3 separate regions of the Homo sapiens genome follow, and regions 2 and 3 are each linked to region 1. A link is a loop called in an ENCODE intact Hi-C map of the cell type or tissue named here. Cell type or tissue: mammary epithelial cell. All regions are shown on one strand.

Region 1 (8,000 bases):
GACTCTGTCTTGAAAGAAAGAGAGAAAGAAAACATAATACTATTGGCCAGGCATGGTGGCTCACGCCTGTAATCCCAGCACTTCGGGAGGCTGAGGTGGGCAGATCACGAGGTCAGGAGATCGAAACCATCCTGGCTAATGCAGTGAAACCCCGTCTCTACTAAAAATGCAAAAAAAATTGGCCGGGCGTGGTGGCGGGCACCTGTAGTCCCAGCTACTCTGGAGGCTGAGGGAGGAGAATGGCGTGAAACCGGGAGGCAGAGCTTGCAGTGAGCCGAGATCACGCCACTGCACTCCAGCCTGGGTGACAGAGCAAGACTCCATCTCAAAAAAAAAAAAAAGAAAAAAGAAAGAAAAAACATAATACTATTTACATTAACAGCTCCAAAATTAAATACTTAGATATAAATCTAACTGAATATGTCCAAGATTTATATGAAGAGAACATTGATGAAAGAAATGAAAGAACTAAATAAACGGAGAGGTATTACTGTTCTTTGATGGGAAAATTCAATATTGTCAAAATGGCAGTTCTTTCCAACTTGATCTATAGACACAATGCAATTCCAAAGTTTCAGCATGTTATTTTGTAACTATTGATAAAAAAGATTCTATTTTTTTGGAGATCTAGAATAGTCAACACAATATTGAAGGAGAAAAACAAAGTTAGAGGACTGATGCTATGCAATGTCAGAAATTACCATGAAGCTATAGCAATCAAGGCAGTGTGGTGCTGGTGAAAGAATATGCAAATACATCAGAGAAACAGAATAGAGAGCCCAGAGATATGCCGACATAAATATAGTCAGCTAATCTTTGACAAAAGAGCAAAGGCAATACAATGGAGCAAAGAGTCTTTTCAACAAATGATGCTGGCACAACTGGATGTTCACATGCATAAAAATGAATCTACACCCAGATCTTGCACCCTCACAAAAATGAACTCAAAATGGATCAGAGACACGAAGTAAAATGCAAAATTATAAAACTCCTAGGACATAACATAGGGGAAAATGATGACTTGGGTGTGGTGATATCATTTTAGATACAACACCAAGACACAATCTATAAAAGAAAGAATGAATAAACGGGACTTCATTAAACTAAAAACCTTTGCTCTGTGAAAGACATTGTCAGAAGAATGAAAAGGCAATTCACAATCTGGAAGAAAATATTTGTGAAAGACATATCTGATAAATAACTGCTGTCTGAAATATATACAGATCTCTCAAAACTCAATACAATAAAAACAACAAGAAAACAACTCAATTAAAAAGTGGACAAAAGATCTTAACAGACAGCTCACCAAAGAAGATATTCTGATGGAAAATAAGGACATAAAAAGATATTCCACATCATGTCATTAGGGAAATTCAAATTAAAACAATGAGATGGCAATAAGCATCTGTTAGAATGGCCAGAGACCCAGAACACTGACAATACAAAGTGCTGGCAAGAATATGAAGCAACAAAAAGTCTCATTCATTGCTGATGGAATGCAAAATGGTACAGCCACTTTGGAAGATGGCTTGTCAGTTTCTTGTAAGACTAAAGAGACTCTTAACGTACAATCCAACAATCATACTCCTTGATATTTACCCAAATGTGCTGACGACTTGTGTCCACACAAAAACCTGAATCACAGATGTTTATAGCTGCTTTATTTGTAATTTCCAGACTTGGAAGCAACCAAGATGTCCTTCAGTAAGTGAATGGATAAGGAAACTGTGGTTCATTTAGACAATGAAATTTTTTTTAGAACAAAAAAAGAAACGTGCCATCAAGCCATGGAAAGATAGGGAGGAAACTTAAATGCATATTAGTAAATGAAGTAAGTCAATGAAAAAGCTATGTATTGTATAATTCCAATTATATGACATCCTCAAAAAGACAAAAATATGGAGACATTCAAAAAGGTTCAGTGGTTGCCAAGAGTTAGGGGGACAGGAGGGATGAATATGCAGAGCACAGAGGATTTTTAAGGCAGTAAAACTACTCTCTATGATGCTACAATGGGGAGTACGTATCACATATTTATCAAAACTCATAAAATGTACAACGCCAAGAGCTAAGACTAATATAACTATGGGCTTTGAGAGATAATGATGCTTCAATACAGGTCATCAATTGTAACAAATGTACCACCCTGGTGGGGGATGTTGATAGCTGGGGAGACTGTATGTGTGGGAGGGCAAGGGGTACATGGGAAATCTCTGTACCTCTGCCCAACTTTGCTGTCAACCTAAAACTGCTTTAAAAAATAAAGTCTATTTTTATTTTATTTTATTTTTTGAGACAGTGTCTCCCTCTGTCTCCCAGGCTGGAGTGCAGTGGCATGATCTCAGCTCACTGCAAGCTCTGCCTCCAGAGTTCAAACGATTCTTCTGCCTTAGCCTCCCTAGTAGCTGGGACTACAGGCCCACGCCAACACACCCAGTTAATTTTTGTATTTTTTAGTAGAGGTGAGCTTTCACCATCTTGGCCAGGCTGGTCTCAAACTCCTGACCTCAAGGAATCCGCCTGCCTCTGCCTCCCAAAGTGCTGGGATTACAGGGGTGAGCCACCACACCCGGGCTCTGTAAAGTCTGTTTTTAAAAAAGCATAATTAAAGCTAACTCTGTCAAGCCTTCAGATGTAAATTTTATACGATAAGATAAGAATTTTCCCTCTTTAACTTCAAGCACTATCTGTTACTTTCTTCAGGAATGTTATAACAAATAGATTCGTCTGGGAGTTTGATGAGGAATAAAAACTATCTAAAAGTAGGCTTGGTTTTCAATTTACATTTCAACATGTCTACATAAATGTGGGCAGCCTCTCCAAATTCTTCATTCCCAAGAGAAAATTTCAATTTTTATGGCAAGCATATAATTATCTATTTTCTTTCAAAATAATATTTTAGATATTTCCTGTCCTTAAGATGTTGCCATTGAACAAATAACAGTTTGAATTCTGATTCCCTAAAACATATGTGAAACTAAATGAGCAAGGCTAGTGCTGACATCTACTGTTAGAATTTGGGTGTGAATGACTTTACCATGCACAGCCCTTTCCTAAGGAGTTGGGAGTTGTGCAGCAATAGTTGTCGATATGGGGTGACTGACTAGGAGATCATTGCCCAAAGCTCTATTATCTTGAAAACAGGTGCAAGAGAACCATATAGCACTTTTGAGGTAAATATAATGAAGATTTTGGAAAAAGATCAATTAATGTCAAGAAGTATTTCCTATTTTCCAGGAGCCTTCCAAAGACTCTGTCGTCTCTTAACAAACCTCCTACTCTGTTTCTCCTATATTGTTTCTGACCCTGGTGCTTTAAAGAAAAGATAGATGTGGCTACTGAGTTTCAGTGTTGTCTTTAGGAGAGGGAAAGAGAAAGGAGAACAGAACACTTCCCTGACCCTGGTGTTTCTCCTGCCCTGGTGCATTGCTCTAGATTATAAATCGGCTGTCTACCTTTTGTTTTAGCTGTCGTTATTCTTCTCTGAAAATATTTTCCACCCCAACCTAGAAAATTGTTATTGAATTTTGTCACCATGACTATTTTAAAAGGTGCGCATTGTGTGAGATCTCACATTCCACCTCACAGTTACTTATGTGTCCGCCGAGTAGCTAATACCTAGGCTGGTGAGAAGAGACTGAGAATATACATTCCAGTCAAATAGAAATGCATTATCCTACCTATGTACAAAGGGAAGCAGGAGTGTGTTGCAATTGTCAGGACGGGACTTCTGTAAAAATCGAGACTGGCAATGTCAGACCTGATGTTTGTTCATCATTGTTGTCAACCTAGCACAAGATCACACAGTCCTAAGAGGAGGAACCAGAAGACTTGGAAGCTTTGATGTGGATAATCAACCCCCACAGAACATACAAGCCGACGGCTCTATGGTGTCTTCTGGTCTTGCTCTTGCATTATTGCCCTTAGTTTTATACTTTCTTATCTGATAGATACACACTTCTTAAGAACATTATGCTTGTTGCTAAGAACTATGAAGGAGTCTGCCTCAACGTGAAGAACACAAAGAAACCTTCTATATTTTTGTCCTGTTGTTCATTTGTTTTCAAGACAACTCCAGTAGGTTCATTTTTTAAAAAAACTACTTTTTTAGTTCTTATATTTTTAGAGTAAGTTATTTGAATATTTAAAATGGAATTCGTTTTTTAAAAGATTATTGGTAGAAGTCAACATTCTTCATGGAAGATCTAAACAAGCTTAAAGGATTTGTGTTCTTTGGAGTCAAATCATAAAAATACTTCTTTTATTCATACAGATATCATCAAAGCACTTCTGCACAACTGCCTTTATTAAGCTGGCATTTTGGAACCAGCAATGTGCTGTAAATCTTTGTAAAGATCTTTTTCATAGAAGACCAGTTTATGTTCATTGAAAAAAAAAACTCTACAGAACATTACTGAAGATTGTGCATAGTGAGTTGATCAGCTCTTTCCACTCCAGTGACGCTGTTCCACATGGAAGCCAGGGCAGTACAGGGTTAAAAACATGCATGCTGGCATCAGAGTGCCTGGGTTCAAAGCCCTGCTCTACCAATCATCCACAGGATGAGTCTTTGGGTAATTTACTTCAGTCTCAGTGACACAGTTTTTTCATCTCTAAAATGGGATAATAAGTTAACATATGTTAAGTATTTAATGCTATTCCTGGCACTTCGCAAGTTCTCAATTAATATAAGCTATCATTATCATTAAATGTAACAAGTTACCAATCATACTCTATTTTGTTATAAAAGAAGCATCCCAAATCACTGGCTTGTCTTTGTCATTTAATTGTAAATTAAGAAGTGTTAGGTTTAGAAAATATTGATTGGCTGATAGAAACTCCTTATGTAAAAGATATTAATATTCCCCAAAATTTCTCTAGGGAAGATATTTTTAATACAACTGTGATTTGTAAAAAAAACATATTTTTTCAACTTTTGTTGTCTCAGTTCTGTTTTTGTTTGTTTTCTTTTGTTTTTCTATTGCTTTCCTTTAGTATTTCAGTCTGTTTTGTGCCCCCCACATTCCTCTTATTTAAAGTATCCTAGGCTTTCATCTTGTTTTATGACAGCTCGGGCAGGGCCCTGACTCCCGGCTTATTAAGCATGGTCTCCTCTAGGCCTTGCAGTGAAGAGAGATCTCAACAGGGCAGTGTGCATTTTTGTTGAGTGTGTGCAGAAAGGGAACACAGAATTATTTGACCATTATAGTGGTCTCTTTCCTGGTGAGGAGTAGGAAAGGGAAGAGGAGTGAAGTCAATTGACATTAGAAAGAATATATGCAAACACCTCAACACTGTCTCCTTCTCCAGCCCCTCTACCTCTGAGAGTTTTTCCATTATTTACCTGGTGTTCACCTGGGACCTGAGCTGAGCACCTACATTTTCTGTGTTCTGTGTTTAAGGCACATATTTAGTTTATTGATTTAACCATTTCTCTTTGTTAAAGTGTGGGTAAGTGCATTTTAACTAACTCCAGAATAAAATTAAGATAAACATGTGCACCCTTCCCTTCCACTTCCCAGTAATTCTTTGTGACCACTGAAAATGGGACTATAGCTTTTCTCTACTTTCCTGCCCAGGCCACTGCCCCAGCCTTTCTTTTCTGAGTCCTCCACTTGTTCTACTACATATTGTTCTCTCCTGTCTTTCTGTCTCTCTTGTTTTAAATACTTAATTTTTTTAGAGCAGTTTTAGATTCACAGCAATATTAAGGGGAAGGCAGAGATTTCCCATGCACACCCACCCGAAACATGCAAAGCTCCTCCTATTATCACATCCCCTACCAGAGTGGTACCTTTACTACAAATCTACATTAGCATGTTATTATCACAGTTTACATCAATCTTCATGCTTGGTGTAATTCTACAGGTTTCAAAAAATGTAAATGACAGAAATCCACCATCACAGTGCCATACAGAGTATTTTCATTGTCCTAAAAATTTTCTATGTTCCGCCAAATCATCTCTCTCCTCCTTCAAATCCTGTCAACCGCTGATCTTTTTACTATCTCCATAGTTTTGCCTTTTCCAGAATGTCATATAGTTAGAATTATACAGTATGTAACTTTCAGATTGAGTTCTTTCACTCAGAAATATGCTCTAAGGCTCCTCCATGTCTTTCTGTGGCTTGATAGCACATTTCCTGTTAGTGCTAAATAAAATTACATTGGCTGAATGCATTATAGTTTACTCTTTCATTTCGCTACTAAAGTACGTCTTGGTTGCTTCCAAGTCTGACAATTATGAATAAAGCTGCTATAAAGGAAGCTGCTCTTCCTTTCTTTATGTATATTCAAATTTCTGACATATTTTCCTTCTTTCCAATGTATTTTAAACATTTTCAAATGTTTTTATTTATTTAATATTTATTTATTACAAATAAATGTAAATATTATCTATCATTTATGTATGCATTATTACATATTATATTTAAATAAATATAAACATATTTGTTATATTAATCTTACAAATAAATATAAACATATTTGTTATATTTATCTTACAAATAAATATAAACATATTTGTTATATTTGTTATATCTTACAAATAAATATAAATATTGTCTTTACTTAATATTCATTAAATACTTTAAATATTTCACTTCACTCTCTTCTTATTTGCAAGGACAAAGTTGGCTATATTTCTTGTCTTTTATCCTCTATAGGTAAAGTATTTTTTTTCCTCTTGCTTCTTTCAGGATTTTTTTTAACCTTTGAATTTTTTGCAGTTTGAATATGACATGCCTCATTGTTGAGTTTTTTGTTTGTTTGTTTGTTTGTGGCATTTACCCTGCTTGGTGTTCTCTGAGTTTCCTCAATCTGTGGTTTGGTGTCTGACATTAATTTGGAAAAATCTCAGTCATTATTACTTGAATATTTCTTCCATTCCTTTCTCTCTTTTTCTCTTTCTGGTATTCCCATTATGCATATGTTACCCCTTTTATAGTTGTCCCACAGTTCTTGAATATTCTCTGCTGTTCTTTTTTTTCATTCTTTGTTCTCTTTGCTGTTTAGTTGTTCTTTGGATGGAATGGTGACTTCTAAGCTCCTTACATGCCGAGCCAAAACCAGAAGTCTTGTTTCTTTCTTGACTCTTCAACAAAGCTCCTTTATATTGAGTGCACACTGGATTTTTTGGAGTGCTGAGTCACACCTGGCGTTTTTGTTTTAAAAAATCACAAATGAATTTACTCAGCTTGTGGTGGTTTGTACAGGCTTGATTTGATATTTGACTCTTGAGCAGCTTCATGCCCTTCAATGAAGTGAAAAAGAAAAGATTAACCAGGAAGAGAGTTTCATGTCATGTTGCCAGTCACTGTCAATGACCCCACTCAATAGTGTGGGACTTCTAACATCCTGGGTGGCTCAGGACAAAGTCCAGGACAATCCCTTGCACTAAAGTGCCCTCTGCATTTCTGGTGTGCCTATATTCTTCCAATGATCAACGGGCCCAGATTATTCCTTCGTTTTAAAACATATCTCCTATAGGCATACTCAACTTAACCTGAAACCAAACATTCATTTGAAAACCAAAAGATTCCACTATTTTTTTTTCTGTACAAAATAGAGTGACTTGCAACATTTTCTTAGTAAAATTTTTCTCTCGAGTTAGTTGTCTGTTGCAAAAACCCAGGTGAGATGTCATTAATAGCTAAAGGTTTCTTCAGAAAATGCTGCCACCCTAATTATCAACTGCCTTAAAAATATGTATGTGCTTTGGACCAGCATTTTTATATCTAGTAATTGACCAAAAGGAAATTTTAATCCTAAGGAAACAGATATTTAGCTGAAAATGTTTACCATAGTGCTGTTTATTGAAAACAGTCCAAATGCTAAATGTAGAAAATGGTTAAATATTCTATGGTACCTTTATACACAGAAATTCTATGCCATCATTAAAAATGATGTTGTAAAATAACATTTATTTACCTGAAAATATATCATGAGAAATTGTTAAGTGCAAGGATATAAACACCTGGCCGGGCGCGGTGGCTCATGCCTG
Region 2 (8,000 bases), 490 kb before region 1:
TCACTTGGCCATGTGACTTGCTTTGGCCAATGGAGTGAAAGGACGTGATGTAAGCCATGTCTGAGTAGAAGTTCCAGGCAAATGCTTTAAGGGCCATGGCAGTTGGCACTCTGCTTTCCCCCTGCCACAAGTTCAGCATGTTCCCCGGAGGAGTTCTTTCTTCAAGCCTGGATCCTGAAAGAAAAAGCCATGTGGAGCACAGTCATGGCCAACACATGAAATGTGAATGCGAAGTAAACCTTGGTTGTTAAAAAGCCAGTGAGATTTTTTGGGGTTATTAATGACCATAACTGGGTGAAAATTGGCTAACACAGTGTTTTTATTTATAATAGGGCAATGAGTCACAAATACATCATTTGTCTAAAGGACATTCAGCGATCTCACTCCTCTGGGGAATGACACTGCTCTAATAATGATGATCATATAGGTTTTTCCAGAGGCAGATACACTGGGAATTCTGCTAATGGTAATCTGATCTGCTGGGAAATCAAGCTGAGTCCTCCAGGCATGAGTTGGGTCTAAATGGCTAAACCCCTGTCCTCACTTCCCCACCTGGTCCAGCTGCTTGCTGCCTACTTGATCTTAGACAAGTTGCTAAGCCTCAATTCCCCAATTTGTAAACTTGGAATAGGACTATTTACTTCATAAATTTGTTAGGACAGGGTCAGCTTCTATTTCTTCTGTATCAATGCCATTTTCCCACACAGTTTCTACCCCTCTGATTAAATTAGCTCTTGTTTGACTTTGTCTATCATTTTTAATGTAAAAGAAGTAAGACATTTGTAGATTAATATTGAGCTTCTCTTTGTTTCTCCCCAAGTATCTATTCTTTCTTCAGTGACAACAACTACCTCATAAAGGGTATATACTTTATTTTGATATTGGATATATATGCATATACATACATAAGTTAAAATATGCATAAAACCATGTTCTGTACACAGGAAAAATTTAGGATAAAAGAATTAGTGAAATCTTCTTTTCTTAAAAGGATTATGGTGGGGGAAGTGGGTTCACTTCTCCCTATGAAGCTGTTAATTCTTTTATGTTACTTGGCAAAGCTTGCTTGCTTTCTCTTCCTTTTTTCTCTCTCTTTCTTTCTTTTTCCTCTTTCCTTTCTTTCTTTCTTTCTTTCTTTCTTTCTTTCTTTCTTTCTTTCTTTCCTTTTCTCTTTCTTTCTTTCCCCTCCCTTCCTTCCCTCCCTCCCTCCTTCCCTCCCTCCCTCCCTCCCTGCCTCCTTCCTTCCTTCCTTCCTTCCCTCCCTCCCTCCCTTCCCCCCCCTCCCTCCCTCCCTCCCTCTCTCTCTTTATTTTTTTATTTTCTTTCTCCTCTCTTTCTTTCTTTTTTTTCTTTTTGAAGCAGGGTCTGGCTCTGTCATCCAGGCTGGAGTACAGTGGTGTGATCTTGGCTCACTGCAACTTCCACCTCCCAGACTCAGATGATCCTCCTGCCTCAACCTCCCAAGTAGCTGAGACTAACAGGCATGTGCCACCAAGCCCAGCTAATTTTTGTATTTTTTGTAGAGACAGGGTTTCGCCATGTTGCCCAGGCTGGTCTTGAACTCCTGAACTTAAGCAATCCGCCTGCTTCATCCTTCCAAAGTGCTGAGATTGCAGGCATGAGCCATCGTGCCTGGCCTGGCAAATTTTTCTAATTGTCACTATCGGTCAAGTCCTGTCCTACGAACTGAGAATAAAGAGTGGAACTGGATAGAAAAAGGCCTGCTATCTTTTAGCTTACCTTCTAGTAGGAGGAAGCAGACAATAAACAATTAAGCCAATAAGTAGACCCAATAAAAGGCCAAAAAACATGAAGTAAGAGTCCTTGGGAGAGCTCTCTACTGAATGGATAAGAATAATGTGTTAATTTATAGCTGTTTCAAGGAAGAGTAGCAACATTTATTGAGCACCTGCTAAGTTTCAGCTAGTTTATCTGTACTCTTTCATTTAATAATTGTAATAACCCTGTGAGTAGGTCCATTTTATAGGTCAAAAACTGGACATTCACAACTAGAAAGTCAACTAACTTCCCCTCAATTACCCAGCTGATAAATTCAAGAGTGGACCTCTAATTCTTACCTCCTACTTCTTCCTCAAGCCCAGTAATCTCTTTTAAGTAGGAAAAACATATCTCTTTCTGCTTACCCTCACCTATATCCTCAGTTAGGCTTTTTTAGATTATAAGTGATATTTTTCTTAGAATAAAGTTAAATTTCAGCTTTCCCTGCATTTACAGGAAATATTCTTTAAAAACAGAGCACTGGACTTAAATTCTGGAGAACTACCTTCAAACTACTGTCCTGCTACTCAATACCCATGTGGTTTCCGGCAAGTCACTCAACTTCTATGAGCCTGTTTACTCATCTGTAACAGGAGATAGTGCCAGGTATAAGGTTTTATGATCCCTAGTTTTGAACTAGTGGGGTCTGGCTTCACAGATTTTACTATACTTTGCACACTAATATTGCACACTGACATAGAGTCTCTCTCTGGTGATGTGCACAAGGATTTATATAACTCAGATCACTTCCACAGCACAGTGACTCAGAGCCCCTGGAGTATGAAAGACTGAATCCCTAAGTCTGGCTCACGAGCAGTAAGATCTCCTTTTCCTCTGCATTTTACCTAAGTGTTTTTTTTTTTTTTCCAGGCTGGGAGAGTTTGCCTCTGGCGTGCCTCTGCTCTTGAGGGTGAAATGGGCTCAGAGTGACTTTAAAGGCTGCTCAACAAAGGCAGGAACACCAGAGAATTATCATTTTCTTTTTCTTCAGCTGACTGGATAAGTGTAGCTGTAATAGAGTATGGTTCAGGAGGGCAAAACCACTTTGGAAGAAACCTTGAAAGTGATTCAATTTCAAGTCACAAGATCAATTATGTGAGGTTCTAGAACTACTGATACTGAGTTTTACAGCAGATTCATGGCACAGGTTCAGAAGGTGATTCAGGATGTCTCTTTCCTTGGACATTAAAGCTCATTACCTGAAAATTACTCAGCCTTGGCCCTTAGGGAAATTTTAAGTGCCCAGCCCAAACGGCATAATCCTATTTAAAATACCAAGATTGCATGATAATGAACAACATCGAAAGAAAACACTTGTCTGGGTCAGATCTCATCAATTAGACAATTTCCAACAGAGAACACATCTCTAGATAACTACATGTCTGTCATATAAGGGATATGTGGACTTCCGGCTATGTGCTTACAGTAAATTATCTCAAGAAAACTAGGCAGCAGGTAGAAAAAGAGCAATGCAATCCCACTTTTTTAATGCTCTTGCCTATAGTCTTTGATGGACTGAACTTCATTTGATGACCATTTCTATTCTTGCCTGCAATTTGGGAATGTTAAATCCTATCTCATAGGAGTGTGTATGGGTAGCATGAACTAAGGTAGATAAAGGCTTCACGTGGTGTTTGGCATGGCGTAGGTGTAGATTGGACCTCAGTTTTCTGCCCATGTTTGCTCTTCACGTACCTGTCTGGTATCTGTATGTGCTAAGCTCTGAGCCTTACAAACCATAGGGAGAGATATGCAAACTTGCCCTCAATGAGCATGTTGTCTAGCGAGGAAGATGAAATGCATAGACAGACAACTAGAGGTGGGGTTTGAGGGAGCCCAAGAAATAAGCACGCTTTTCCTGGCCCAGTTGCTGACAAGGAGATTGAGAGAGGGTCCCAGAGGTCAGTGGATTCTGGAGAATGTGGCATGGATGTGTTAGCTCAGGGGACTTGCCAGTCCTTCAGTCAGGCAGTAAGAGGACATCCCCAGTTGCCAGTCATTGGAAACCTAAAGAACTACAGGCTTCCTGGGGTAGGGGGACAGAATGGGTGCTGCAGGCTGGTCTGCAGAGGGCAGGCAGAGGTGCTGAGCAATCGCACTGGTTGAGAGAGGGGAGTATTGCTATTGTGGAACCTTCTCCACATGGACACATGAAACAGCAGAAAGGGAGAAGGAAAAAACCCTAATAAATTTAGCTTGCAATTTAAATTGAAGGGCTAAGAATAACTGACATTAATACTCATGCCTCATTACTGGTTGATTTATTTGGTTCTCAAACCATGGCTGTGTGTCAGAATCACTCGTGGAGATTTAAAAAATTACAAATACCTGGCTCCACCTGTTGGAGATTCTAAACCAGAGGATTTGGGAAGAGGTTTAGATATCTACATTTTAAAATCCCACTACAGGTCATTCTGATGGGCATCCAGGGTTTTGACCCACAACATTAATTAAGCAACGGTAGGCTTGGTTAATCTTTAAAAATACAACAGTCTTTAAAAAGGACCAGTGCTAATTGCATTATGCTTCTGTGTAAAAAAAATACAAAACCCTCAGATTTATTTGTCCTTTCTGCCAAAACAGAGATAAGAGAAGATCAAGGGAGTAGACAGATAAAAAGGTAAGTCCTGTGTCTTCTGTCTTAGGTTTTCATAGAAGTAACCAGAAGATATATATTTTTTTGCTTATCTTTTTTCTATAGTTAGTATGATCAAAGCTAACATTTCAAAAGCTGATCTTCCCTGGAAACATGAATAGGAACATAATACATTCAGTTGAAATTTTATCTAACTTTTAGTGAGTGCCTACTGTGTGCTAGAACTATGCTTGGCAGTTTCCTGTGTCTTCCCAGGTGAGGAGGTCAGGCCATAAGTGTAGTAGGATTAATGACGGCATTCTGAGCTAGTGAGAATGTTTAGGAACCATGACTTAAACGTTTATCTGCATATGATTCTCACTGCTGATGAAGATATGGTGATGCTGCAGCACGTATGTATTGTGGAGACACTGAAATTTAATACAACTTTTTGAACAAAAATTTGATAATGTATCCTAAGAACCAGATCTATATAAATGTTCTTAACATTGCACCCATTATTTCAATTTCTGAGAATTATCTTAAGGAGATACTTTTTTAAAGTAACATGTTTCAGGTAAGAGGAGAATAATTATAATGTATTTTAAATGTAGCTATATCTGGAAATTACATAAATTTTAATCATTAAGGAAATGATAGGTGAATTATTGCATAATGACTTTTAGACACTTAAATCTGGTCATTATAAAGCCTCTGGAGGAACAGGTAAAATGCTTAAGACAAAAAGCCAAAAGAAAAAATATGTACCAGGATAGTAATTAAAAGTTATTCATTAATGTTGGAAGGAAGTGTGAAGATGAGATGTAGTTTGTGTGTGGTAGTAGAATTCTGAGCATGTTTTCCTTTTTGGATGTGGTGGATGCACATTGTCCGGTCTTCCCAGCATCCCTTCCCACCCTATATGCAGCTAAGAGGAAAGGAAACCTTTCACCTCTGGCCAGTGAGCTGGGATGCAGTTTGCTTGCAGTCATTTGCAGCCTTTCTCCCCCTTTTTTTTTCCACTGCCAAATCAAGGAAACTTGCCCGTAGTAAGAGATAAAAAACTAAAAATCTAGAGAGAGGCTGGAGTCAGAGGGATGAACAGATGTGTGGAGAAAGGGGTAGAGAGATGGACGGGCCCACCTGAAGAGACCTTTAAGTTGGCGAGACAGTCTTCTAAATTTGGCACCTATGTGACACCGTACAATTTCTTTCTTATACTAGTTAATCTTGTTCTAGTCTGCTGACAATCAAAAGAATTCTGACAATAGAATTGGTTTAATTTTTAAAAGTTTTTAATTCTATGTTAGAGTCTGCCAAGGTTGTTGTTTGTTTTTAAATGAACCTTCTTTACTTTCTGAAGTACTAGAACATTTTGTACTTGTGTGTAAATACTGCGTTTATGAATCATTTCCCATTATTTTACTGATAGAATGTTGGTCTTTATTGAACTGTCATTTCCTTTCAGGTCTTCTTCTCAGCTTTTCCTGCAACATAACCACATTAACTGTTTTTCCACATCCTGATTCTGACAATAGCCATCCTGAGAATGCTTTTGGAAAGGGTAGTCTGAAACTACAATGTGGATTCAAATCTGTATAAGGCAGAAATGTATGGGGAATTCTGAAATCAATCAACAAACAGTAATTGAGCACCTATTATGTGCCAGGTTCTAGGGCTACAATGAAAATAAAAGTAGACAGAGCTCCTGTCCTTAACATGCTTATCTCTGTGTGTGCTGTGTGCATTCACTGGAGGTCCAGGGAGGCTTAGTCTGGGAGTATATTTAGCACTTAATATTTATTTAATACATCTGCAAAACGTCAACAGGATAACAAGCAACATTTATGGACCTTTAATAAGATAAGGTCTGTGCCATATCTTATTTTCCCCATTTTACCAGATGAGGAAATGGAGGTGCAATGAGGATATTTAATATATCCAATATTACAGAGTTAATAGGTGCCAAAGGTGGATTTAACCTGACACAGTCTGGCTCCTTACCATAGGATATTGCTGCTTACACGGTTGTAAGAAATCTGCTCAGAAATGCTGAATCTGTTACTTAAATTAATTTTTAATTTTTTTTGGAAAAATAATTATTAAGTTAAATGTTGGTGGTGAGATATACAGATATCTGACTGGAATAAGACAGGAGATTCCCTTTTCAACTTGCTATAGTTTGAGCCACAGGAAAAAAGTTCTGAAAAAATTAGTTCATCCATTAATTCATGTATTCAACAGCATTTTCAGCATACTACCTGCTACTAAGCAAATTTTGTAGAAAGCCCTTGGTTTGTTAAGGGTAAATGGAACAGAAACAAATCCTTAAAATATAACATAGGATGGTAAGTTCTGTAATAAAAGGGTTAAAAAGGAACTTTGAGAGCATTAAGAGGTGAAAGGAGGGGAAGGAGGGAGGAAATGTTATGAATTGTTTGACAAGTAAGCTAGGCGTTGAAATATGAGGAGGAATTCTTCCATGGACTTGGGAGTGGGTATAGGAGTAGTGGTGTAGAAAGGGACTTCTGCAACAGGATCTGCTTCTAAGCTCAGTCAATCGTGTCCTGAGAATTGCAAGTGGCTCTAAGACCAGGACTAAAAAGATAGGTTGTGCCAACTGAGGGAAAGCATTTGGAATTGTCTTTGAGGTCAGGGCTATATAAACTCTTTTAATTGCATACACCTACCAGTAAAAATAACTTGAGCATATACTCTTCAAATATGTGTTTATTTGCATATATTTATTTTTATATATACACTATCAGATTAGTTTCTTATATCCCTTCGGAAATACACACAGATGTAATTAAATAGGAAATATTTAAAGATAATGTTAGTTTTTGCTCCTATAAAATTTTCTTAAACATTAGAATGAATAATGTGTTTGAAAATGCAGATATGTTTTTGAAAAATTTGATTTAACACTTTATGATGGGGTAATTTAAAGGACTGGTTCTAAGTTCAGTTTATTTTGATTTCTAGTTTTAATTAAATCAAGACACTTCACAAATAGTGAAGTGCAGTTCCGATTGAAGGAGTGTTTGTTGGCATTATAACTAAGTCATAATGCAGTTTTTGCAGTTTTTTTTTTCAGTCTTAAACACTGTACTTAGGTTTTTCTTGAAATGTAATTAATAACTTTCTGTTTTTCCTGATATCATTTAGTCATTCTTGTAAACTCTTTGGAAGATGTTGCATTTTAATATTTTTAGTAGTTGGTTCAAATTCATAATCTGAATTATTTAGACACAGGCTAGAAAATTCTGTTTCTCATCTTTTTTTTAATGTGCAGATAGGAAAGGTTTTTTTGTTTGTTTTGTTTTTTTTTTTTTTTTTTAATGAGACACAGTCACATTACTTTTAGCCATTAAATCAATGATGAGGAAACATTTCCCCAATTGTATGAGTTATCTCTTGCTGCATAACAAATCATCCCCACAATTAGTATGGTAAAACAACAGACATTTCTTTTCTTTTCTTTTTTTTTCTTGAGACGGAGTCTCGCTCTGTCGCCCAGGCTGGAGTGCAGTGGTGCGATCTCGGCTCACTGCAAGCTCCGCCTCCCGGGTTCACGCCATTCTCTTGCCTCAGCCTCCCGAGTAGCTGGCACTACAGGCACCCACCACCATGCCTGGCTAATTTT
Region 3 (8,000 bases), 780 kb before region 1:
AAAATAGTAAGACAAATAAAAAATCTGATAGGAAGATGGGCAAAGTATATGAAGAGAAAATTGACAGAACAGGAACTCAAAAAGTCCAACAAACATAAGAAATGTTATTTAATTTCCCAGATATCCGGGAAAATTTAAATTGTATCATCTTTCAGCCATCAGATTAGCAAAGCCTTTAAAAAGTGATGGCATTTAATGTCAGAGAAGCTTTCAAGGGATTCACTGTCTAAAGAGAAAGATAGATATATTTAAAAAATAAATCTGACTGAAATACATGCTGTCATGCATTACTGGTGTATGAATTACTAGGAGCTTTTTGAAATAAAATTAACATTGTCTATTAAGATTTAAAGTCCACATAGTAATTGACTCAACAAATACTTACTTAGAAGTCTGTCCCATAAAAATAAACACACACAAAATTCAGGATACACACAAGAAAGTGGTCATTAAAGCATTGTTTGTATTGGGAGGGAAAAAAGGAATAAAAACAAACTGAATGTTCTACAATAGGGAAATGATCGAATGAATTCCACTATATGCAATATTATGCAGTTATTTAAAAATGTATCAGATCTATATTCATTGAGCAAGAGAGATATCTTTGGGTAGATGGCTAAATTAAAAAAAAAAAGAAAGTTGCTGAATAATGTGAGTAGAATGATTCCATATTTACCAAAGTGAAGCAAATGAAAAGTAAGCAAATAAAACCCTTGTGGGTGTTCTGTGTTTGATGGAGAAAGTGTGGAAGGAAATATAGTTAAGCTCCAAACCAGCTAATAAAAGCCAATTTAGCCATAAAGTAATGAGAAATGTTAGCAAAATATTTTTTACATCATTTAACCAGGCTGTTCAGCTGTTCCTTGGGGAAGTGGGCATGGAGGAAGGGGGTGGGGGGAGGTAATGAATGCCTTATATTGTTTAATTAAATGCTTTGTATTGTTTCATTTGTTACAATGAGGATATACTACTTTTGTAAGTTAAAAAAGCCTCTTTGAGCACTCCAACCATTGTGTTATTTTCATCTGACTCTCATTATGCCTTGAAATGCTACTTATATTTTGTCATTCCCTCTTCCTTTCTGAAGACAAATTTTTATCTCTCCAGGCCCAGGTCTAGAGCTACCCCACTATGAAGCCTTTTTTGACTTGCTTACTAGGTAGACTTTCTTTGTACCCTATGATTTTCTTTACTATTAATTTAGCGCTGATGTGGTTTGGCTCTGTGCCCCCACCCAAATCTCATCTCGAATTGTAATCCCCATGTGTCGAGGGAGGGATCTGTTGGGAGGTGATTGGATCTTGGGGGTGGTTTCCCCCATGCTGTTTTTGTGACAGTGAGTGAGTTCTCATGAGATCTGATAGTTTTAAAGTCTTTGGCAGTTTTTCCCTGCTCTCTCTCCTGCTGCCCTGTGAAGAAGTTTCCTGCTTCCTCTTCACCTTCTGCCATGATTGTAAATTTCCTGAGGCCTCCCCAGCCATGCAGCACTGTGAATTAATTAAACCTCTTTCTTTTAAAAATTACCTAGTCTCAGGTATTTCTTTATAGCAGTGTGAAAATTAACTAATACAAGCACTTATCAGAGTTAACCATGCTGTGTGTTTACTTGGCTGTCTACTTTTTGCTAGAACTTAAACCTTTCAAGGGTAGAGACTCTTGTTTCATGTATTTAGTAATGTCTGTGCCTGGCACAGAGTCGGTGCATAATAGTTGTTTGTTGAGTGGAGAAGCTAAGTCTTTGAAGGAGAGACTTACCTTGTATCATGTAGTTCATAAGCCTATTTATGGCACTGTTCAAAAATATCATTGCTCCAGTCAGCAATCTTTAAAAAAATCTGATGATTAAGAAGATTATAAACACTTTTCTGCTGAATCTTAGTGGGAAAAAAATCCCTAGGATTAATATATTTAAATTAACCTTGAGATGTTAAGTTCTCATGTCAAGTATTTACTTGTAATAAAAATAGATTTTCCCCCTAGCTCTGCATTCCCTAATATTTAGAAAGGTGTCACCAAATATATACAAACATTTCTGACAGACCTAAATGACAGGGAGAAAAAGGGGATGTTGTCATACTCATTTTTCAAGGTCTATTTCTTTTCTGGTTTTCCCAATGAAAGTAGCATTTTTAAAAGTGCTATAAAAGTAATGCCTAATCATTTTTAAAATAATAAAATGCAGAAATTCACAAAAAGAAAGTGAAACCCACTTGGAATCTTATTATTTGTTGATAAATACAATTAGCATTTAACAATATATATCATTTCAGGCTTTTTTCTGTACCCAACTCACAAATATTTGTACAAAACAGGATCTTAAAATCATAGCATTTTGCAACCTGATTTTTTACTTAAAATAAATCTGGTCATTTTCATATTAATACATATAGACCTACATCTGCACTTTTAATGGTATTTTTTCTCTGGATGTATCATAAGTTATTAAACCAATATCCTATTGATGATGGATGCATAAAATTAAGGTAAGGAAATCAGACTATCTGTGTTGGAACCCATGGTATGCCTCTTATTAGCTGTGTGACCTTGGGCAAATTTATTTAAATTCTCTGGACCTCAGCCTCCTCATCTGTAAAAGTGGGGAAAGTAATAGTGCGTACTTCCTAGGATGATCATGAGAATGAATGAATGCATGTGAGCCACCTATTGCAGTGCTGGTATACTGTAAATGCTCAGTGTTAGCCACTAGGTTAAGTATCTTTAGAATGGTAGTGGTAAAGGAGAAAGCATAATCAAATAAGCTGAATGGTAACATATTCACAGACTAGAGAACTGAAATACAAAAGTGACATTAGGAATAGATCGGAAAGAATGTCTATCTGTAGTGTTCATTTGACATAGTGGAGAATCTTTGCCTTTGTTTTTCAGGAAACACAATTGTTCTTGGCTCCACTTTAGAGGATGCACATGGCTCAGTGCAGGGTGAGATTGATTTTGGCAACTGAATGGAACATTGGAGAGTTGAGTTTTAAGGCTCATTTGTGAAAAACAATAGCAATAAAGCAATTGACTAAAATGTCCTAATACAAGAAAATGATTGTTTAGAGTGTTGGATGTGATTTTTGGCTCTTGAATAAATTGCTTTGTTCCATTCATGAGAATAGCAGGGATTTTAACAAACATTATACAGTATTTTAAATTTTAGAAGAGCTTAAGTCTTGCATAATTTTATTTACTGTTGAGTAAAACGACTATACAGAACTATATTTCATTCACGTGTGTATATATGCCACACTATTAGAGTTCCCTTGAATTTATATAATAATGATAAGAATAATTCTGCATGCTTGTATAGTGCTTAAAACTGTTGTATGAATTTTTCAATTTTTAGAGGATTGCTTCCTTTTTTTAATTATATACTCTGATTAATCACTACTTTTGAAAAAAAGTAAGAAATCAGATCAAACTTATTTAACCTCAGGTTAAAGAAAAGAAAATGTGTTTTTTTTTTTAGTTGTGGAGAAAATGCATAGCCAAGAAAATCCCTGTTGAAATGTAAATTTTATAATAACATGAACTATAAAAAAATCATATGAGTGGCCGATGCCATTAAAATCAATTGATTTCTGTCGGACACAAACTACAGAAATCCCTTGTCAGAGAGGAGGAATATAGTTATTTTTAACTTGGTAACAAAATATTAATTTTGCATTATTTTTACCTGTAAAACCTTTCGGGAAGAGACAAATTACTTCCCCGTTGCCTAAGACAAAACAAAATGAAAACCATGTAAATTCTTTCATTGCACAAACTATTGCATTCCAGATGGTGGTGCTGTTCTCATTGAAAGAACACATCCCAAAAATGGTTTTGTTTTTTTTTTTTGAGGTAAAATTTTGCAATTACTCTTTCATTTATAAATTAAACTGTTAAGACAACAATAAATTATAGATACACTTTCTACTAGCCTTTAAAACTATTGTTTTTAGATTTGGGATTACTTTAATCTATAGTGATTAATCAACCATGTACTTAGCAAAAAGATAGTGGTGTGGTATATTTATTTATGGTGGGTAGTGGTATAAAAGTGTACAACACCATTCTTTGTATTTGAAAAGCAAAATATCCAAAGAATGCCACTATCTTTTTAAAACACAGTGCTACATTTATGAAGACACAAAAACCTATAGAAAAGGTGCAAAATTTTAAGACAAATCATTACTCAGATGGTTAAATGGAATTGCTAGTCAGATTCCAGCAGGGAAGCAGACTATTAAAGTCACACAATATATAACTGCCAACAGCTTTGCTTTCATTTTAGATAACATTTTGTTGTTGTTATTTCATTTTTTCAGTTTCATATTTTTATTCCAGTCACTTCCTAAGAAATGAAAATTTCTTTCTTTCTATAACATTTGCTTTATGAAATAATGCCCAAATATTCATATGTAGCTCTCTGAATGCCTGTGGATGCTTAAAGAAAAAATATCACCACATATTTATTTAAATTAGATGAAATCCAAATGTTTCCTGTGCAAGGACTGCAGTAGTTCTGTGAATTTGGGCGGGGATTGTCTCTAGTGTGGAAGTTGTTCCCCGGGTAGAAGCTCATATTAAAATGATTAAACACATCTTTCACTGTAAGAAAAACCAATCACTTTCTGTCAGGAAACTAGACATCCCATGTCCCCTTCCCTGCATCAAAATATCCTTAAAGGTTTTAAACTATTTTCTTTCCTTAGAAGAGTAAACAGTGCAGTTGACTCAGAAAGGAATCTGAGTCAGAAAGGAATCAGACTGGGATCAGTCTGGGATTCTGGAATCCATCAACCACTGACTTTTGGCCTTAGGCAAGATGCCTCACTTGTCTAAGCTGTTCCTTATACATAAATGAAAGGGTTGAACTAGCATATAGATAACCTCTCAGGCCACTTCCAAATCTATAACTATGATTCTAAAAGATATTAATAGAGATTTAATATATATATGTATTTACACACACAATAATATATATGTATATTTACACAATAAGCAAAATGAATTATTATTTGGCCATAAAAGGAAAGAAGTACAGATACATGATAGATTAAGATGGATGAGCCTTAAAAGCATAAACTTTCATTCATGCTAAGTGGAAAAAGCTAGCCACAGAAGACCACATATTGCGTGATACCATTTATATGAAATGCACAGAAGAGTCAAATCTGTGAAGACAGAAAGTAGATTAGTGGTTGCTAGAGACTGGAGGATGGGAGAGGAGAGTTTGGAAGTGGGACTTGACTGCTAATGGGTATAAGATTCCTTTTTGGGGTAATGAAATATTTTACAATTAGATTATGCTGATGGTTGCACTCTTAAAATATATTAGAAGCCATTGAATTGTATGATGTAAATATAGTGACATATAAATTATATCTGAATAAAGCTGTTTTTTAAAATGTGTATTTATATATATGAATATATATGTGTATTGTATGTATATATGTGTGTATTTGTCTATGTATGTAAACTCTGAAGTAGCATAGGTTTCCTATGATGATTCTTTGGCAAGCAGCATGATCTTAAGAGCTTTCACAAGCATAATATATTATGGGTTCCCATGAGAAAGGATGTGTAAATATATAAAGCAGTAATTTGGCTTTTCAAGTGCCGGAGACAGATGCTTTGGACAGGCTTAGGTTTATCCCTTCCTGCAACAAAAGTTATAGGTCCAATGGGTCCCTCCATCTAAGATGGCTTATTCTAAAATAAAACTTCTTTCTAAGGCCTGTTTTCATTGTTCTCAATATTCCAGGTAAGTTTACAAGGAGTGAATTTTGGATTTCCTATCATATGGTTTTATAGATTTTGTGTTTTTTGTTGCTTATTTTCTCCTGTTCTTTGTCTTTTATTCAATCATCGAAGTTTTATTTTGTTTTTGTTACATTTAGTTTTTCTAGTTGCTTGGAAGTTACACAATCTATTTCTACTTCATAATGATTATTCTTATATCTTTTATAATATACCTTTTAAGTATATTTTTCTCTCTATGTCTAGAGTGATCCAGCATTTAACTCAATCATGAGACAAACTTTTGCATACCTTCATTTACCAGCTTACTCTTTTTCTGCTGCTATTTTATGCTGAGATCATCTGGATTTTCATTTCTGGTGGTTATTCTCTTTCCTTACCTCCAATTATTAAGATTTAACTTAATAATTGTTAAATTATTAAGATTTAACTTAATAATTGTTAAATTATTAAGATTTAACTTAATAATTGTTAAATTATTAAGATTTAACTTAATAATTGTTAAATTATTAAGATTTAACTTAATAATTGTTAAATTATTAATTAACAATTATAAGTATATAATAACTTAATAAGTCCCCTACTTATGATGGTTTGATTTATGATTTGTCAACTTTACGATGGTGTCAAAGCATACCCATTCAGTATGCTCTTCGACCTAAGAGGTTACATCAGGATAAACCCATTGTAAGTTGAAAATGTTATCAACTTACAATAGGTTTATTGGGATGTAACTTCATCATAAGTCAAGGAGCATCTGTAATTTTGTCTAGTTTCTTTGTCCATTCCTCCCTTTTTTCTATTCCTGTGTCTTCTTCTTGAGTTCATTTTTCATTATTTGGGAGTACATTCTTTACTAATTTTTTCAGAGATAACTCATGGTTGATAATTTTTTGAGTAGTTACATTTATAAAAATGTCTTTGCCTTCACCTAAGTTATAGTTTAGCTAGGTATAGAATTTTAGGGTCAATCTTTTCTCAGAACTTTGAGGATGTTACAATCTTCTTAATTCAGCATTATTGAAGTCTAATGTCAACATGATATTCATTCTTATATAGATCATCCGTTGTTTACCCTCTAGAAGCCTTTAGAATGCCCACCTTATTCTCTTTGTTCTGAAATTTCACAAGGGTCACTCTGAGTAAATCATTTTTTTAAAAATTTATTCTGCTTGGAACCTGGTGGTTAACAATATGAATATTTTCTTAATCTAAGAAATCTTATTTTACTAATTTCTCAATTTTTTCTCACCTACGTTTTCTCTAGAATGCCTTTAAAATGAACTCCTATTTCTAGAACCCTTATTAAATGGCTGCGGAAATCTGGGTCAATCTTTCATGTCTCTAAACTTTTCTTTGGTTTTTTTTTTTGTTTTTGTTTTTTTTTTTTTTTTTTAGACTGAGTTTCACTCTTTTGCCTAGGCTGGAGTGCAGTGGCATGATCTCAGCTCACTGCATCCTCCGCCTTCTGTTTTGAAGCGATTCTCCTGCCTCAGCCTCCCGAGTAGCTGGGATTACAGGTGTCCACCACCATGCCTGGCTAATTTTTGTATTTTTTATAGAGATGGGGTTTCACCATGTTGGCCAGGCTGGTCTCGAACTCCTGACCTCAGGTAATCTGCCTGCCTCAGTCTCCCAAAGTGCTGGGATTACAGGCGTGAGCCACTGAGCCTGGCTCTTTGTATTCTTTATTCCTTTATGTTTTCCATTGTTTTGAGAGCATTCTCAAAATGCTATTTGTCTATGTCCACTCTACTATTTTGCCCCTAAATCAATCTTTTTATTTTGTTTTTCAAGTCTTAAATTTCTACCATATTCAGCTAATGTTTTAGTTACAGTGTCCTTCTACATCTTTCCAGAGATTTTTATATGCTTATTCCAAAATGTTGTGAGCTCTTTTAACTATGATTCTTCAAAATGTTTTACTTGCTGAGTTTTTGCCTTTGTTTCAAGGTATTAGTGTTTTCCAAATGTTTGCAGATTCTTAGTTGTTTGTTCATCTTTGTATTTGAGAATTGGTTTGTCTCCTCTGTTTAAACACTGTTTATGTGGGAGAGATGAGAGGTGCTAACTGTTCAGCTTGGAACTGGTACTTTTTGTCTTTTCCTAGTGTAACTTCTCCACCTCCCAGAGGGCATTCTTCTTGGTTTCTTGCCCTGCTTCTCCAGCCCCAGAATGCAGGTTCACTGATTTTGCCTGTAGTAAATACTACTTCTACTTTTGTCCTGCTTTTTATCTGTCTGTATCTTTCA

Evidence for each region. Peaks named below come from ENCODE experiments on the same cell type or tissue, not always from the same donor. Only the 100,000 strongest peaks of a DNase experiment are listed, where the experiment ranks them.
Region 2: it touches region 1 in a loop (3.0-fold over the local background); 2 of 110 quality-filtered maps call a loop at or near these places.
Region 3: a loop joins it to region 1, with 15 times the contacts of the local background. A loop is called at or near these places in 11 of 110 quality-filtered maps.

Annotation. Positions count from the first base shown.
Region 1 is chr12:46,931,159-46,939,158 of GRCh38, forward strand. No RefSeq gene overlaps it. Among named protein-coding and RNA genes, the nearest start is that of SLC38A4, 110 kb to the left of the region's middle. In mammary epithelial cell, a CTCF peak has its summit at 3,017 (motif pointing left); a DNase peak (open chromatin) is centred at 7,143; H3K27ac peaks cover 451 bases.
Region 2 is chr12:46,439,963-46,447,962 of GRCh38, forward strand. All of the region lies in intron 2 of SLC38A4-AS1 (SLC38A4 antisense RNA 1), which reads left to right. All of the region lies in intron 1 of LOC124902923 (a long non-coding RNA gene), which reads right to left. Among named protein-coding and RNA genes, the nearest start is that of SLC38A4-AS1, 60 kb to the left of the region's middle. In mammary epithelial cell, a CTCF peak has its summit at 4,112 (motif pointing left); DNase peaks (open chromatin) are centred at 2,549 and 2,929; H3K27ac peaks cover 5,061 bases.
Region 3 is chr12:46,149,672-46,157,671 of GRCh38, forward strand. No RefSeq gene overlaps it. Among named protein-coding and RNA genes, the nearest start is that of SLC38A1, 120 kb to the right of the region's middle. In mammary epithelial cell, a CTCF peak has its summit at 3,771; a DNase peak (open chromatin) is centred at 4,760; H3K27ac peaks cover 377 bases.